Linked DNA regions of Homo sapiens: region 1 is linked to region 2. A link is an interaction called in ENCODE POLR2A ChIA-PET data of the cell type or tissue named here. Cell type or tissue: Panc1. All regions are shown on one strand. Each heading gives the region's core, and the rest is flanking DNA. Links, peaks and the distances in the headings are about the cores only.

Region 1 (6,179 bases), core at 792-5,791, 220 kb after region 2:
AAACACCCAAGAATGATCAATAAAAAAATAAAAAAAAAAAAAATAAATAAATAAATAAATAACTCAACCCAAGTTACACAGCTAGTAGCAGAGCTGTGAGTCAACTCCAAAAAAAAAAAAAAAGAAAGAAATCTAGTAGGGACTGGGCAAGGAGGCTCACGCCTGTAATCCCAGCACTTTTGGAAGCTGAGGGGGACGGATCACCTGAGGTCAGGAGTTTGAGACCAGCCTGACCAATATGGTGAAACCCCGTCTCTACTAAAAATACAAAAATTAGCTGGGCGTGGTGGCGTGTGCCTGTAATCCCAGCTACTACAAAGGCTGAGGCAGGAGAATCGCTAGAACCTGGGAGGTGGAGGTTGCAGTGAGCCGAGATTGCCCCACCGCACTCCAGCCTGGGTGACAGAGTGGGACTCCGTCTCAAAAAACAAACAAACAAACAAACAAAACAAAACAAAACCTCATAGGCTTGCCAGATAAAATACAGGAGGCTCACGTAAAGTTGAATTTCAGTTAACAACTAATACTTCTTAGGTAAGTATGTACCAAATATTGCATAGAATACACCAGTACCAAAAAATTATTCATTGTTTATCTGAAATTCAAATTTAACTGGGCATTCTGTAGTTTTATTTGCTAAATCTGGCAACCCTTAAAAATGAAGATAATGGCCAGGCACAGTGACTCATGCCTGTAATCCCAGCCCTTTGGGAGGCCGAGGTGGGCGGATCACGAGGTCAGGAGCTCAAAACCAGCCTGGTCAATATGGTGAAACCCCACCTCTACTAAAAATACAAAAATTAGCCGGGAGTGATGGCACGTGCCTGTAGTCCCAGCTACTTGGGAGGCTGAGGCAGAAGAATCGCTTGAACCTGGGAGATGGAGGTTGCAGTGAGCCGAGATCATACCACTGCACTCCAGCCTGGGCGACGGAACAAGACTCCGTCTCAAAAAAAATAAAAAAGAAGAGAAAAAAGAAAAAAATGCAGATAATGATGTTGACCATACTCTGCTAATTAAAACCTTTCGATGGTCTCTATGGCCTCAGGAGAGGGTCCAAGCATCTTAATAGGCATGTACGACCATTCATGTCTCTGCTACCATCTTGCTCCTTATTGCCTTAGTGTGAGCTTCCCATTGACATCAAAATCTTTTTTTATAACTTTTACTTTAGACTTGGGGTACATGTACAGGATTGTTACATAGGTAAACTCGTGAACTAATTTACACTCCCACCAGAAGTGTATAAATGTTCCCTTTTCTCTGCAACCTCATCAGCATCTGTTATTTTTTGACTTTTTAACAGCCATTCTGACTGGTGTGAGACGGTATCTCATTGTAGTTTTGATTTACATTGCTCCAATGATTAGTGATATTGAGCATTTTTTCATATGCTTGTTGGCCACATGTATATCTTCTTTTGAAAAGTGTCTGTCCATGTCCTATGCCCACTTTTTAATCGGGTTGTTTTTTGCATGTATATTTGTTTTTTTTTTTTTTTGGATACAGAGTCTCACTCTATCCCCCAGGCTGAAGTGCAGTGGCATGATGATCTCAGCTCATTGCAACCTTCACTTCCTGGGTTCAAGCGATTCTCCTGCCTCAGCCTCTGGAGTAGCTGGATTTACAGGTGCATGCCACCACGCCCAGCTAATTTTTGTATTTTTAGTAGAGATGGCGTTTCGCCATGTTGGCCAGGCTGGTCTAGAACTCCTGACTTCAGGCAATCCACCTGCCTTGGCCTCCCAAAGTGTGGGGATTACAGGCGTGAGCCACTGGCCCGGCCTCAAGTTTCTTGCATATTCTGGATATTTGACCTTTGTTAGATGTATAGTTTGCAAATATTTTCTACTAACATCAAAATCTTTCTTTTGCTTAGGTAGTTTGGCCTGGAATATAGAGGTTCCTATATGTCTATCTTTTAATATTGTTTAAGATAATTTTAATACCTAATCACATCTTCCCTTTGGAGTTTTAAAGTGAATGTCAAAATTATAAGAGCAGATTGTGATTAATTAATACATTACCTCAAGAAGAAAAAACTAGTGAGAACACACAACTTATATAAAAACATTATCTTTAAAAGACATTGGAAATTGTATTTCCTGTTTACTTTGTGTTCTTGTTTAAATGTCAAAGAGAGAAAAACCCTAGTGAATTTAAATTGTGTGTCTATGTGTTTCTTTGGCTATATAATTTTCAAGGCCCTATGGAATACAAAAATAAGAAGCGTCTTGCTCAAAAATTACTAAAAATTTCAACATGGTAACAGAACAGCATTAACCTAGGTGTGGACCCTTCTGAGTGCAGGGCCCTGAGTGCACAGGTCACATTTCCCATGAATCATTTTATTTTTCTCTCCAACTTAATTGGTTCAGAATTGAGGTTTCTCTAAGGGAAATTCCTTTTTGTTTACACTAGAAGCATGTGAATGACTTAAAATTCATGATGTGTTGAGATTTTGCTAAATGGACCTACTAAATAATAAGAAAATAAAGCTTATAAGAACGTGGACTTTGCAGTCAATTCAAAATCTGACTTCATGGTTGCCTTGGAAGACTCAAGGGTTGGCTTCAAGGACACACAAATGCCCTAAAATTGTAATTAAAATTACATGTATTTGTAAATGCATTTTTCAGGGAAGAACTTTTATCTGATTCTCAAAGGGATCAGTAACCCCAAAAAGCTTTAAAAACACTGTTCTATGAAATTATTTATCCTTTTTAAAAAAAAATCTGCCAAATCATGATCTGCTTTAATTTTATTTATTCATTTATTTATTTTACAGATGGGGTCTCACTCTGTCTCCCAGGCTGGAGTGTACTGGAGCGATCATAGCGATCATAGCTCATGGCAGCCTCGAACTCCTGGGCTAAACTGATCCCGCCACATAAGCCTCCTGAGTAGCTAAGACTACAGGCCTGTGTCACTACACAGGGCTACTTAAAAAACAAAAAATTGTTTGTAGAGACAGGGTCTTGCTTTGTTGCCCAGGCTCATCGTCTGCTTTTAAAGGCCTCTGCTGGTGGCTGGTTTAAAAACTTTAAATATGGCAGGGCGCGGTGGCTCATGCCTGTAATCCCAGCACTTTGGGAGGCCAAAGCCGGCGGATCACGAGGTCAGGAGATCGAGACCATCCTGGCTAACATGGTGAAACCCCGTCTCTACTAAAAATACAAAAAATTAGACGGGCGTGGTGGTGGACGCCTGTAGTCCCAGCTACTCGGGAGGCTGAGGCAGGAGAATGGCGTGAACCTGGGAGGGGGAGCTTGCAGTGAGCCAAGATTGCGCCACTGCACTCCAGCCTGGACGACAGAGCAAGATTCCGTCTCAAAAAAAAAAACAAAAACAAGAAAACAAAACAACAACAACAAAACTTCAAATACAAGGAGTTGTGCAGATTTTTTAAATTACTCTTATTTCAATATATAAAAAGGAAAAACCATGAAAAGAGAAATACAGAATACATGAAGACCCCAATCAGAGAAATGAAATCTAAAAGGAACCCTTACACTCTAGCTGCTACCATCAGAAAACTTGAGAGATAGTAAAATTGACCTTTCATTGCAGTATGCCTTATGTAATAATATGTAACATGTATTAAGCACTTACCATGTGCCTGGCACTGTCTCAATAATCATTTACAACTCTTAACTTACTTAATCCTCTTAGCAATTCTATAATCCCCAATGTGGAAATGAGGAAACGGAAGCAAATAGAGGTTAAGAATCTTGGCTGGGTACAGTGGCTCACACCTGTAATCCCAACATTTTGGGAGGCCAAGGCGGACGGATTGCTTGAGTTCAGGAGTTCAAGACCAGACTGGGCAACAAGGTGGGACCTCATCTCTACAAAAAAGACAAAAATCAGCTGGGTGTGGTGGCACATGCCTGTAGTCCCAACTATTTAGGAGGCTGAGGTGGGAGGATGGCTTGAGCCTGGGAGGGAGAGGTTGCAGTGAGCCAAGATCACACCACTGCATTCTAGCCTGGGTGACAGAGCCAGACCCTGTCACACACAAAAAAGAATCTTGCCCAAGGACACAGAGTGAATGGTGGACACAGGTTTTGAATTGGTCACAAAGTCAGTATTCTTATAAGCTTTATTTCCTTCTTGATTATTTAGTAGGCCCACTTAGCAAGATACTGATACATCAGATAACTTTCATTTAATAGATATCAAGAATAAAGAAGTAGAATAAGGAACAGAGAATTTATCCTTTCAGACAACTTTTTCCTTTGGCTTCCTGGACACCACTGCTTTGTGGTTCCCCTACCTCCTGCTGGCTGCTCCTTCTTCTTTCTGTGGGATTCTCCTCTTCTCCTTCTCAGGTCTTGATCCTCTTCTTCCCTCCATCCATGAGGCTCCTTGGGTAAACCAATCCAATCCCATGACTGTTAATACTGTTCATATGTTGATGATTTTCAAATTTATATTTCCAGCTTGGACCTTTCCCTTGAACCCAGATTCTATATTCAGCTGCTTTATCAATGTCTCTATGTGGAGATCTGATATAATTTGGATCTGTGTCACCACCCAAATCTCATGTTGAAATGTAATCCCCAGCTGGGTGCAGTGGCTCATGCCTGTAATCCCAGCACTTTGGGAGGCAGAAGTGGGAAGATCACCTGAGGTCTGGAGTTCGAGACAAGCCTAGCCAACATGGTGAAATCCCATCTCTACTGAAAATACAAAAATTAGCCAGGAATGGTGGCACATGCCTGTAATCCCAGCTACTCAGGAGGCTGAGGTATGAGAATCACTTGAACCTGGGAGGCAGAGGTTGCAGTAAGCCGAGATCGCGCCTCTGCCCTCCAGCCTGGGCGACAGAGTGAGACACCATCTCAAAAAAAATAAAAAGAAAAAAAGAAATGCAATCCCCAATGTTGGAGGTGGGGCCTGGTGGGAGGTAACTGGATCAGGAGGGCAGATTTCTCATGAATGGTTTAGCACCATCCTCTTGGTGCTGTCCTTGTGATAGTGAGTGAATCCTCATGAGATCTGGTTGTCTGAAAGTGCGTGGCACCTTCCCTCACTCTCTTGCCTTGGCCATGTGACGTGCCTGCTCCCCCTTTGCCTTCCACCATGACTGTAAGTTTCCTGAGGCCTCCCCACAACCAAGCAGATGCCAGCACCATGCTTCCTGTACAGCCTGCAGAACCATGAGCCAATTAAACCTCTTTTCTTTATAAATTACCCAGCCTCAGGTATTTATAAAAGCAGTGCAGCTTTATGCTGCACTTTATGCTGATAGTGCAGCATAATTGACAGTGGCCCCAGCTCCTGCACCTGAAATCTTGATCCCTGTGTTCTTGCTGAGGCTGGGTGTCCCAAAGGCTACTCCCAGCTAATGACTTGAGTGTGGCAGGAACACAGGAGCAGGCCCATTACTGGGAGATGGGAGACTCCTCTGATGGGTAGTTTGGGCTCAAGGACTCCCTACTGGCCTTGCCAAACTTTCACAGAGCTGTACTGTAGTCTCCAAGTCTCCCGTCCATCCTTTTGCCCTCCCTCTGTCTATTACCAGGGTCAGACCTGCATTGCAGTCTGAAAGCTCTCAAACCCTATTCTGGCACCCTCTCCATCTCCCCTCACAGGTGTTCCTCTTAATAAATCTCTTGCACATCTTCTAGTTAGTTGGACTGCTTCTGCAGTTACAGTCCTGTAGTCTCTTCACGCAGCAGCCAGAAGTGATCAAGCTAAAACCAAATTCCTTTCCATCTCCTGTAGGCACCATGCAGTCTGGCCGCTGCTTCTCCATGGATCCCATCTCCTCTTGGACTCTGCTGTGGCTACACAAGTCTCCTGGATGTGTCTGGACCTACTAGGTTTGGTTAACTTGCCTTTGCACTAGTCTTCCTCTCCGGAATATTTCTGTCCCAGATACATACATAGCTTGACCCCTCTACTTATTCGTGTTCGCTATCCTCTTACCCTGCTTCATTTTCTCTTCACTACATTTAGTCACCATTTGATATATTATATCTCTTTTGTTTATTGATTCTCATCCCCAATTACAATGCAAGTGCCATGAAAACATAGACTTCGTATGTCTTATTTATTCCCATATGCCCAACAACCAAAAAATGTACCTGGCACATAATAAGTACTCAGTAAGTTTTGCTGAATGAATGAATGAATTTTTACTAAGAACCATTTATAGGTTCATTTAAAAAATC
Region 2 (6,179 bases), core at 640-5,639:
GTTAGAAGAGTTACTGCAAGGTGGAGGAAGCACTGAACAGAGCACTCCAGTGGGAGCTCTTCCTAAAGCAGAACAATACAGACATGGCAGCTGCTGAGCAGCTGAAAGAAAAAGGCTGCATCTTTCCTCAATAAGGTCAGAGACTCTTTCATATAAATGTCCACTCCATCCACTTTGCTCGTATTTCTCTACCTATCTGCTGTCTTCCCCTCCTATTTAGAGATGATGGGAAACCAGTCACAGAATGTGAAATAAAACTGTGGTTCAGAAGAGCAAACTCATTTCTGAACAGGATATTTCAAAGGAGAAAGAGGACCTTGGCCTTGGCTTTCTGGTAGATTTCACCAACTCTGTGAACATTATCAAGGGAGAGATTCACATTTAAAAAAGGCTACTTTCGGCCGGGCGCGGTGGCTCACGCCTGTAATCCCAGCACTTTGGGAGGCCGAGGCGGGTGGATCACGAGGTCAGGAGATCGAGACCATCCTGGCTAACAAGGTGAAACCCCGTCTCTACTAAAAATACAAAAAATTAGCCGGGCGCGGTGGCAGGCGCCTGTAGTCCCAGCTACTCGGGAGGCTGAGGCAGGAGAATGGCGTGAACCCGGGAAGCGGAGCTTGCAGTGAGCCGAGATTGCGCCACTGCAGTCCGCAGTCCAGCCTGGGCGACAGAGCAAGACTCCGTCTCAAAAAAAAAAAAAAAAAAAAAAGGCTACTTTCTACTTCCACTTAGGAAGTTTTACTAAGTTTAAAAAGGGAAAAGAGCTAGGGCATGCGGGACTTAATACCTAGGTGATGGGTTGACAGGTGCAGCAAACCACCATGGCACACGTTTACCCATGTAACAAACCTGCACGTCCTGCACATGTACCCTGGAATTTTTAAAAAAACATTAAAAATTTTTAAAAAGTCATAAAAGAGGAACTAAAGTCACACAGGCTAGTTTTAAAGTATAGGGCAATTCTTGAAGAGTCACGAATAGCAAACAAGTGTTTTCTAATTATGCTCCAATGAATTTCTGAAACTTGCCAGAAATTCCCATTGCTCTAATATTTGTGTGCCTGTCTAGTCTGGGTAATTTGCAAGTGTGTATCTATATAAAAGAGCTTTCTTTTTTATAGACACCCACACACACCCCATAAATGCCATTTGAGTACTTATTTAAATAGACAAGTACTTGTTAAAAATAAAGATGTCCTGACCAAAGCAGTTGCATAGAAATGGGATTTCATCCATTGGAAGCAAAGGAGAAAATACAACTTGGCCCAACAATTTGCACATAAGCAATGATGGTTAAATATAATATTAAACATGCAATGGCTTTGAGTTAGATTATATTTTTATGTTTTTAATTTTCATTTACATGTGCATAACATGTATGCCATATAAAAACAAAATATAGATAAAGAAATTTAATAAAAATTAGAATCAACATTTCGGTAGAGCTGTGACTAGGAAACATGTTCCCAAATTACATGGCCAGAGAGGGTTGGAAGCCTTAAAAGATATCATGCTTCTATATCTTAAACCAAACAATGAAGAGTATTAGATTTAAAAAAGAGAGAGAGAGCAAGCAAAAAACCAGGAGCCAAAAGACGTGCATCTGACCCTATCTTATTAGATAGCTTATGTGACCTTAAGTATGCCCGTGGGCCTCAATTTCCCCACCTATCAAAAAACATAGTTGGACTAAAGGACTTCACAATGAGGACACAGCCATTCCCATGATGGGCCTTGTGGACGTGTTCTCTGCTACAGCTATCACCATATTCTGGAACTCATAAAAATCATAAAAGCCTCTTTTTCTTTTTCTTTTTTTTTTTTCTTTGAGATGGAGTTTTGCTCTTGTTGCCCAGGCTGGAGTGCAGTGGCGCGATCTCGGCTCACTGCAACCTCTGCCTTCCGGTTTCAAGGGATTCTCCTGCCTTAGCCTCCCGAGTAGCTGGGATTACAGGTACCCGCCACCACGCTCGGCTAATTTTTGTATTTTTAGTAGCGATGGGGTTTCAACATGTTGGACAGGCTAGTCTTGAACTCCTGACCTCGTGATCTGCCCGTCTCAGCCTCTCAAAGTGCTGGGATTACAGGGCCTCTTTTTCTTAACTGGACAAGAATTCCTTCAAAGTTTTTGGTAATGTACTTTCAAAGCAAGCCCTCCCAAATAATGGGGTGACAATTCCCACTGGAGGTTACCTTCCCAGTGACCAGAGGCTAACTGTATCTCTTGTGTTTGGGGCAGGGTAGCAAGAATGGTGAAGGAGTTGAAACCCTACTAGGGGTCTAGGATGGTGCCTTGCTTTGTAGCTGTCATCCTACCCAAGCTGCTGTTATTTGTCGGAAGGTCACATAAATTCACACGCCAAGGATCCAGTCATGTGTGCTGAATAACATGTGCTAATATGTGTATTTTCTTCTTTCCTCCCAATGGTCAAAAATCCAATTTCTATGCAAATGCTTTAGTCAGAACATTCTTCTTTTTAACAAGTATAACACTTCTCTCTAATAGGAAGATTTGGAATCACTATTATAAATTGCACTGAATTTCTCTGGTGCAGAAGTGGTTTATCTCATCCTTACGTATTAAGACTCACTTAAGGGCTTAAAGAGGTTTATTCCAAATCTCCCAAGGACTGGCAAAAGCCACAGAACCCAAGGCAAACCTCTAGTTCACTTCCTAATGTCCCAGGAAAGAGATGGGAGTAGAGCTTCCTTGCTTGGTGCCCACAGTTCATAATGCATCAACTTCAAATGTGTGTTAACTGACCTACTCGATGTTATTTTCCAGAAGAAATGGTGCAATTGGCCACTCTTTTTATTTGGGGGTAAGTAGGTTCTCTATGGATTCTGACAGGTCAGACAAGACCTTGTAAATAATGACAAGTCCCCAGATATATGTGCAGCTTTTTCCCACACTTTCTTCAAACCTCTCCTTAGGTGTCATATTTGAGAGAAGTCTTCTCTGCCCCATATAAGTGCAGCTCTTTTATTCTGCTTTAATTTTATTCCTACTTTAATTTTTTTCACATATTAGATATTTTTGTGTATGCAAAGGAATTTCTGGGTCACATGGTAGTTCTATTTTTCTGGGTTTTTTTTTTTTTTTTTTTTTTTTTTGAGATGGTCTAGCTTTGTCACACAGGCTGGAGTGCAGTGGTACAATCTCAGCTCACTGCAACCTCAACCTTCGCCTCCCAGGCTCAAGCTATCCTCCCATCTCAGCCTCCCAAGTGGTTGGGACTACAGACGTGCACTATCATACACAGCTACTTTTTGCATTTTTTGTAGAGACGGGATTTTGTCATGTTGCCCAAGCTGTTTTTAAATGAGGCTCAAGCAATCCTCCCGCCTCAGCCTCCCAAAGTGCTGGGATTACAGGCATAAGCCACCACACCTGGCCTATTTTTAATTTCTTTAGGAGCCTCCATGCTGTTTTCCATGATGCCTACGTCAAGAATCTACATTCCTACCAACAGTGTTCAAGGGCTCCCTTTTCTCCACACCTAGGCTGATGCTCGTCATCTCCTGTCTTTTTCATAATAGCTATCTTAACAGGTATAAGTTGGTATCTTATGGTTGTTTTGATTTGCATTTCCCTGATGACTTATAACATTGAGCACCTTTTCATGTACCTGTTGGCCATTTTAATGTCATCTTTGGAGAAATATCTATTCAAGTAGATAGATGACTCTCATTTCCAGCTAACAGCGTTTCTCAAAAAGGAAGGCACCTGCCTGAGCTACCTCTGGACTACATAGGTATTCACGTCAGTGGGTCACCGGGGCACTTACTGCTGGAGAAGGTGGTTTCTTTCGGACTGGACGACATCGGCTGTGCACAGAGTTGACAAAGGCAGTCTCTCCCATTGAATGTGACTCGGTCTCCGGGTGGAAACGGGCGCCTGGAGGCAGAAAGACATCGCCCTCAAGGTTATTGCAGCAATTTCATTCCTTTTCCTTATTCCTTCTGCTTGCTGCCCTCCGGTGCCCATTTATTTCTTGGAGAAGCAGCAGCCAACATGTCTGAAATGCAGTCATAACCAAGCCAGCCAGCTGGAGACAGTCCAAACAAATAAATGTGCCTCATTTTGAGAAGAAAGGGGAATGTACTGGTTCTAAGGGCAACCAGGTAGTAAAATGGAATGATTTACCTCCATTCATTAGTGAAGGGATATTCCAGCAAGTGATCTAGCAGGGCACACAGAACAGTAAGTTTCCAAATGGAAAGTCCTTCATGAAAAAATATTTTAAATACCATGAATTCCCAGTGAAGCTTAAGGCCCTGCCCCAGGAGACCTGGCTACAGGTCAAGCAGTAAGCAGTGGGTCTTTCAGTTCCCTGGGACCGTGCCTAGACCTCTGTGATGATTATGCAGGATTAGACTTTGTGCTGGACACCTACATGGGTGAACGGAACGTTTCATGGTGCTGGAGACCCAGTCCCTTATAAACTGGGAGAAATGGGACAGGCTGTAAATATCTGTTTAAGAATTCATATTAGCTTCTTTTCAGAAAGACAATTTCTCTTCATAGTAGATATTCATCAATAGCAGCACATTTTGCAAAAATATTGCCTTCTGCATGTAGATAATCAGTTTCTTCTCCCAGGTCACCAGGCAGAGAGCCCTTTAAACAAGTCATTAATGAACAGACATATGACAGTTTCCATGCCCACTCACTTGCCCTTGGCCTATGTACCAATAATCTTCATTAAAGTGATTTTTCAAATGTGTGATGCTGCCAATTAGGAAACGTGAAACTCACAAGCTGAACATCACCACAAATCTTAGTTAGAAGCAATTACTTAAGAGCAAGTACCAGCTTTTTGACATTCATTTTTACTTCCACAGCTGCTACATTCCCTTTAAGTTGCCCCTCAGTAGCCTAACAATTGGCAATTAACTGTAATAAACAACATATAGGTAAATTTGGAGTTAACCCCACAAATGTGGCTGGCTCCAGTCATCACAGAGAGTTTTAAATTCTTACACCCTTACATTTTAGAAGTCCCGAGGAGAGGTGGTGTCCTCTCCACTTGTGATGCTGTGTCACTTTCGGCAGTACAGTGAAGGCTCAGAGAGGTGAAGTGACATGCCTGGACTGACCAGCTAGGGAGATCAAGCCATAGGCAGGTGCAGATGGCATCCACCAACTTAGAACTTGTTTTATTTTTAAGAATCAAAAATCACCCTCTGCTGGATGCCAGTAGCCCTACTGCTTCACACTCATTAGCTAAACCTGAACAAGTCTTAAATCTGTTCTGTAAGGAGGGAGTCAGGAAGTTAAGGATCCATTCAACACAACACGCACAGGTTCTTTTGCCTCCGACCAGGCCAGGAGTGGACCCAGACACAGCGTTTAAAGAGGCACTCGTGCTCCGTGGCTGACCCTGCACTTGCAGGACCCTGAGAATAAGTGCCCTTTACCTGTTGCATGCCCAGAGGCACCTCGCTTACCCCACCCAAGCCCAAGCCTTCCTTCCCATCCAAGCTTATTATTTTAGACCCAAGTCCCACACGAATCCTCTATGGGACAAGCCAGAATCCAGTTCTCAACTTGGGCTGGGCCTTCTGAAGGGTGGGTTTTGTTGTTTTGTAAATGGCCCTTTTCAGTAATTTCCTCCCTCCCTATATCCTCTGCCCATACTGGATAACTTCCTTCTTTTATTTGCATGAATGTTTATAATAGAAAGAGACCTGGATTTAGAGTTAGAAAACCTGAGTTCTAACGTTAACTTGGGAATGTCCCTTAAACCGTGAGCCTCAAAGTCACTCATAAATAGAGATATTAACTCCTGGTTCCCTTCAAAGAATTGCTAAGAGGGTGAAATTAACTTCTGTATGAATATAACTTCTCAACTAAAAAGGAGGCCCCAATTCAGACAGAATTATCGTCATTCGGCAGCAGTAGAGGCAGTAGCAGTAAGTGCTCCTTTGCTGGCTCAAATGTCCAGGGACAGGGCCATAGTTAATAAATCGTTTTTTATCATTATACCAACTTCAAAGCAATGACCTCTCAGGGTCAGGATCAGAAGGGCTCTTAGAGTTTACTGGGAACACGGCCTTCCAACCTGGCTGACTGACAACATACATGAGAACCCTCCAGAAACTACTAAATTAGCATGCAGGTTTTGGGGGAAAATAGGCTAGAAATTGATCTTTGTGGAGAGACTCCCATCTCTAGTC

Evidence for each region. ChIA-PET counts read pairs that join two places held together with the same protein. Peaks named below come from ENCODE experiments on the same cell type or tissue, not always from the same donor. Only the 100,000 strongest peaks of a DNase experiment are listed, where the experiment ranks them.
Region 1: POLR2A ChIA-PET joins it to region 2 with 10 read pairs; 2 of 35 experiments call an interaction of 5 or more read pairs at or near these places.

Annotation. Positions count from the first base shown.
Region 1 is chr10:114,788,306-114,794,484 of GRCh38, forward strand. It overlaps a transcript of ABLIM1 not described here. Among named protein-coding and RNA genes, the nearest start is that of FHIP2A, 30 kb to the right of the region's middle. In Panc1, for the core only: no CTCF peak of the experiment used is centred there; no DNase peak of the experiment used is centred there; H3K27ac peaks cover 1,274 bases.
Region 2 is chr10:114,567,510-114,573,688 of GRCh38, forward strand. It overlaps ABLIM1 (actin binding LIM protein 1), which reads right to left. Exons shown (of 23, transcript NM_002313.7): 4 at 3,788-3,897. Among named protein-coding and RNA genes, the nearest start is that of ABLIM1, 88 kb to the right of the region's middle. In Panc1, for the core only: no CTCF peak of the experiment used is centred there; no DNase peak of the experiment used is centred there; H3K27ac peaks cover 857 bases.